Linked DNA regions of Homo sapiens: region 1 is linked to region 2. The links are chromatin loops, found by intact Hi-C in ENCODE. Cell type or tissue: chondrocyte. All regions are shown on one strand. Each heading gives the region's core, and the rest is flanking DNA. Links, peaks and the distances in the headings are about the cores only.

Region 1 (2,923 bases), core at 409-2,908, 1.2 Mb before region 2:
TGCTTAATCAGTCTAGCTAGAGGTTTGAAAATTTTACTGATCTTCTCTTAATAAGGATCTGTATAAGAATAAGGAGTTAGCAATATGAAGGTCTGGGGACAGGCAAGAGCACTTGCACAGTTCCTGCAAAGGGGAGATCTTGGCATTTTCAAAGACAATAAACTGTAAGTGGCCAAGAATGGAAGCATGGAGGAGAGCAGTTATGAGACTATGGCAATATAAATCAGAGAAAGATGATGTTGTCTTGGACCACTGCAGTGGCTAATGAGGTGATGAAAAGTGATCAGAAGCAGATTATGAAGGCAGGGCTAATAGGAGCTGCCGGTGACTTGTACTTGGAATGACAGAGAAGAGTCATGAATTATGCCTAGTCTTAAGCCTGAGTAATGTGGTTAATGGTGGCTTTATGAAATAGGGAAGACTGAGAGGAGCAGATTTGGGTTATTATGCAGGTAAGTGCAGTGGAGATGAGACATCAACAGTTCGGATTTAGATGTAATGAAGAATTTGAATTCGAATGGTTAATTCAAATAATTTGTTGTTGCCACGTATGTGTGTATGTGGGGGTTTTGGGTGGCGTTGTTGTTGTTGTTGTTGTTGTTGTTGTTGTTGTTGTTGAGACAGGGTCTCACTCTGGTTGCCTAGGCTGGAGTGCAGTGGCACAATCTCGGCTCACTGAAGCCTTGATCTCCCAGGCTCAGGTGATTCTCCCACCTCTGAAGTAGCTGGGATTACAGTTGTGCAGACCACATCCAGCTAATTTTTTTTTTTTTTTTTTTTTAAGTAGAGGTAGAGGCAGGGCTTTCCTCTGTTGCCCAGGCTGGTCTCGAACTCCTGGATTCAAGCAATCCACCTGCCTTAGCCCCCCAAGTGGTAAGATTACAGGCCTGAGCCACCACACCTGGCTAGTTGTATATATTTTTTTATGTTTGCTTAAGTTATCCAGGAAATTCAATCTTTACCTCATAAAGATTGTCTATCTAATGAAGCCACTATGTAAGGGATATTCAAGGTAGAGGAGGCAATCTTTTACAACTGATTTAGCATATAATTTCACATAAAACATTCAAATTATAATATACCATGAAATATAAGAAACAGATATATATGAATTGTGCTAACAAGGACATAGGTGTGAAGTGTTCAGATTTCAGGGTATAACCTTATGCTAACAAACCTTACAGAGAAATAGTCTATTGGTAGGTTGTATATGTAATGTGAATAACCAATAAAAACTTTCTTGGTAAGATCAAAACATGGAACTCTGAAATTATTTATTTTTCTTTTCCAAAGTTCTTTGTGTATAAATCAGATCTTGAGGACGACTCAGGAAAATTGGGCTCAGAGTCTCAGACCTCCTTTAAAACAGACCATGATGTTATGTTCAGCCCAAGTAGAGCTGATAAAATCTGGTGTCCTTGGAATAGGCCCAGAAGGTGACTAACTTCCAGGAGTAGAAGGATTGAATCTCTAATTTTGGGAAATGATAAACTACAGAGAAACCACTATCCTCTCCCAGAAAGTACTCTTAAGAGAATATTAAGCTGGTTAATCTATTGGACTTATCTCTTTTCTAATTATATATAGTAAGTCTCCCAGTCAGAATAAAATTCTTTCAGTCTCAGACTAAAGTAGAATCATAATAGAATACATTAAGGAATGAAGTTTTTAAATTTACATTTTTGTTTCAGCAATCCTCTAAATAAAATGTAATAAGCATTTAGTATTAGCAAATCCTTTGAGGGCAGGGACCTTATTTGTGTCATTCATTACTATATTCCTAGCATAAGCATAGTGTGGGTACACTGATAATTTTCTAGATGAATATGTATATTAGTGAACTTCATAGTAGAAAGCGTGGCTTATTTCATGTATTTTTAATACATTTATTCACTAGAGGGTGCTGTGTAAGCATTCAGCACTTTAAAAGTGTCATCTCTTTCACTTGTACTTACTTGCAGGAAGGTTGGATTTTTAAATCACCTGATTTAGCAAAAGCTTTCATTTCTTTTCGTTTTCAAAGCAGTACTGGTGGTATTGTGTATGGTTAAATTAATGAAAATGAGAGATTAATGGCAGCATTAACACAAATGTTTCCTTTCTTCCTCCTCCTTAGGAGACTTATGACCCCAATCATGTATGCTGCTCGAGATGGTCACACCCAGGTTGTTGCTCTCCTTGTTGCTCATGGAGCAGAAGTTAATACCCAGGATGAGAATGGTTACACTGTGAGAAACATTTTTACAATGTTTCTTTTTGTTTCTGTTATTATCAGTAATCTACAAAAAAAGAATTTTAAGAAGTAATAATTACAAAAGGGCTGGAATATAATTGCTATCTGGTGAAAAAAAGCAACAGTTGAAATAGAAGGGTATGGTGACTCACACCTGTAATCCCTGCACTTTGGGAGGCCGAGGCAGGCGGATCATTTGAGGTTAGGAATTTGAGACCAGCCTGGCCAACATGGTGAAACCCTGTCTCTACTAAAAATACAAAAAATTAGCCAGGCATGGTGGCACGTGCCTTTAATCCCAGCTACTCAGGAGGCTGAGGCAGGAGAATCGCTTGAACCCAAGAGGCAGAGGTTGTAGTGAGCCAAGATCGCACCACTGCACTTCAGCCTGGGCAACAAGAGCGAAACTCCATCTCAAAAAAAAAGAAAAGAAAAGAAATAGAAATGAGGAATTAACTGACTCTCGTAGTCCTTACTCTTGATTAAAAAAAAAAATTGTAACACACAGCAAAATCTGGGCTCTAAAATATACATAAGAATTATTTTTTGTAGAAAACCCTTCAGTGATTGGCAAATAAATCATTTTATTCCTTAACATCAGTTAATTGTATAAAACACTGGTTTTAAAAAATCAATGAGCTTTGCAGTCAGCTTTGCAATTACAACTTTGGAAATATGTTTACATTATAT
Region 2 (2,923 bases), core at 146-2,645:
ATGATTCTGTAACTGGTGGGTGACAACACATGAATAGTATGTGGGGAGAGGGATATGTGGATAAGCTGGGGAAGCCACAGGGGCACATTGTCCCAAAATGTACATTTTGTAAGCATAAAATGTATAAAATAAAAATGGGAGGAAGAAGATTCTCTAAACTGATGAGTTTATGGACCTTCTTGAGAATAGTGATTTTAAAGCCCTCTTAGTTCCCCATGTAACCCTAATGTCCATGTAGGTGAGCTGGGGCATAGAGGTTGTGCCATGTGTGTGGAACAGATGGACAGATACCTTTGTCTCTTTGGCCTTCAGGGTCTCCAGGCCCAGAACAGCCAGATACTCTAGGCTGGTCACTTCCAGATCTAAGGGTATCATTCATTTACCTCAAAGTATCAAAACAAATAGCATGTTCGATGTATGCCGTATGAAAAAACCTGGGAAGCACTTTAACATACTTGCCCTGTTCTGTTCATTTCAGTCAGCATCTCTTGACACTCAACTGTTAATTCTCTTCCTTTCACTTGTATTGCTCTTTTCTCTCTTTGTTCTGGGAGCAAAGGAGGGAGGGTCAAAGGCCCCTGTGGAGCAGGCAGGTTAAGTAAATATTTGTTTGTGGATTTAAAAATTCTGACCTTAGGGATGGAGTGGATATCCTTGCTTTACTTATACAATTTTAGATAAACAGTAATTTTGATGCTGTGTTATGGTGATTTTCTAGCTTAAGTTTCCAATCAAGTAGTAACTTTTTGGAAAGAAGGAGTGTTTGCTCAGATGATAGGAGGGTGTTGAGAGGGAAGATGGAGATTGAAGCCGGGTGTTTTTGATGTTGCAGATGTTTATTTTTTCGTGTAGAGTTCTACCCGCTGGAGCCAACTTCATGAAAATAGAAAGTTTCCAGCATAGTACTGACACGTAATTGACACGAATCTTTTGGATTGAATTGAAGAATAAAATAATAAAATTTGTTGTTTTTTAAATTCAAAAGATAATTTCTTCTATACCCAGTAAGACTTTAAACTCAATGCAGCACTAATCTCACTGCTTCTGCAGCCCCTTCCTGAAAGGGAAGAATTGAGGATTTTCCTCTGTGTGTAGTATAATCTATCAAATTTAGCATGAAGACACTGAAGACAAAGGCTTTGAGAATTTAACAGTATGGAAGAGTTTTGCTGCCACCCAATGGACAAGCGTAATATTTTTTCATTATTCAGTAATAAACAATTTCCTCTTACCTCACTGAACATTCATATACAACTGTAGTAATTATTTCAACAAACATACTTGAATTGCAAATTACTTTTTAACTTTTAATATTACTGGTGTATGTGGTTGTGTATATGTGTGTTGAGGCAGTAGGAATGCAGTGTGTATGAGAAAATAGTTTGGCTAATTTTAATTGAAGCATACTGAATTGTTTTCTATAATTTTGTCTAAATAAAATTTAATAAAGGTTTCGGGGCACAACAGATGACTTATAATTACTGAGCTTTTTAGCTCAAAGAACTCTGAGAAATTCTAATAAACCTATGAGTGAAATGAAGAATTAGAAATAAGTGGGGAGACTGGGGAAATAAACAGGTTGAAATTAAGAAAACCGGGAAAGACACTCTGTTTGTGTGCATGTGTGCGTGCCTCTGCGTGCATGCATTTGTGCACACATGAGAGAGGCATATTTGACCACTGAGCTAAAAATATTAATAGTTGCTTTTGTCTGCTTTTACATTGTATTTCTTTAGAGTACAGGCAGGGGTTTATTTTTGCCTCTTTTACTCACTGATGAAGAATGCCTGGTGTATTGTAAATGTTGATAAATATTTATTGGATGGAAAGCATGTGTCTACATGAACTCTAGAAAACAGAAGAAACAAAATGACTCATAATCCCACTTATAATACAAACAACATTAGTATTTTGAAGACACATAACTATGTAGCTTGCAGTTTACAAGCTCTGTTCTGTTCCTTCAGTAACCTGTGAGGGTTGGAGGAAGGTTTGGTTGTAAAATGTCTCATCCACATATTTTTTCTGGGATATTTTCCAGATTCCAGGATCTCCCTCCATTACCAGTTTCTCTGTGGGTCATGCTCTGGCATTTCTATTCATCCATTCACCTATTCTGAGGTGTGGTTGCCCCAATATTATTACATACTTTTTTCCATTGGATCCATGAGACCTCTTGTCTACTTTCATCCTTCATCCTCCACAAAGGCATCACACCTGATTTTCTAAAAATATGTGACCTCTTTATTTTAGGATGAGAGAAATTTTAGAAAGGAATTACAAGGTTAAAAGGGACCATATTAAAGTCCTAGTTAACCTGGAGTTTTCCTCAAATCTCACAAGTTAAGGAACCAAAATAACGTAGGGCTTCCTAAGAACGGGACGTCATGGATGACTCCCATTCCACCTTCCAAAGATGCGCAGCCAGTCCTCACCTTTAAACCCCTGTGTGCCCTCCAGCTCCAAACATTCCATTCCTGAACATTCTCCATTCAATACTCTACTATCTTCCCTTGCAAAACCTCTACTGCTTTTCACAGGAAGGATCATCACTCCTTGGATCCACCTGAGTCTGAGATTCTGGGATTCGAACTGGTGGACGTTGATGCTCTTCTTCAGCCCTCTAAGAAACAGTGAACGTAGATCCTCCTTGCAGGGCTTTCTTTTTAATCCTTTCACTATGAGAACATGGGTCTGCCATTCTCTTTATTAGCTGACTTATGATCTAAGGTACCTTTCCCAAGAGCAAATGCCTAGGATTGGCGATGGGAGGTGAAAATATGTGCATTACCATTCAGATGTGCAAGAAAAAAAAGTAACAAAGTAACCAGTTTATTTTCTTTATTTTGAAATCATTTTGCTTACAAACCCCCGTCTTTACCAGTGGGGATTGTGGAATAGATATAAAATTGTCAGTTAAGTA

The links. Peaks named below come from ENCODE experiments on the same cell type or tissue, not always from the same donor. Only the 100,000 strongest peaks of a DNase experiment are listed, where the experiment ranks them.
Region 1: it touches region 2 in a loop (8-fold over the local background); 7 of 110 quality-filtered maps call a loop at or near these places.

Annotation. Positions count from the first base shown.
Region 1 is chr7:117,385,003-117,387,925 of GRCh38, reverse strand. ASZ1 (ankyrin repeat, SAM and basic leucine zipper domain containing 1) reads left to right here. Exons shown (of 13, transcript NM_130768.3): 5 at 2,117-2,228. Among named protein-coding and RNA genes, the nearest start is that of ASZ1, 41 kb to the left of the region's middle. In chondrocyte, for the core only: CTCF peaks have their summits at 1,701 and 1,903 (motif pointing right); no DNase peak of the experiment used is centred there.
Region 2 is chr7:116,171,477-116,174,399 of GRCh38, reverse strand. No RefSeq gene overlaps it. Among named protein-coding and RNA genes, the nearest start is that of TES, 38 kb to the left of the region's middle. In chondrocyte, for the core only: a CTCF peak has its summit at 1,174 (motif pointing left); no DNase peak of the experiment used is centred there.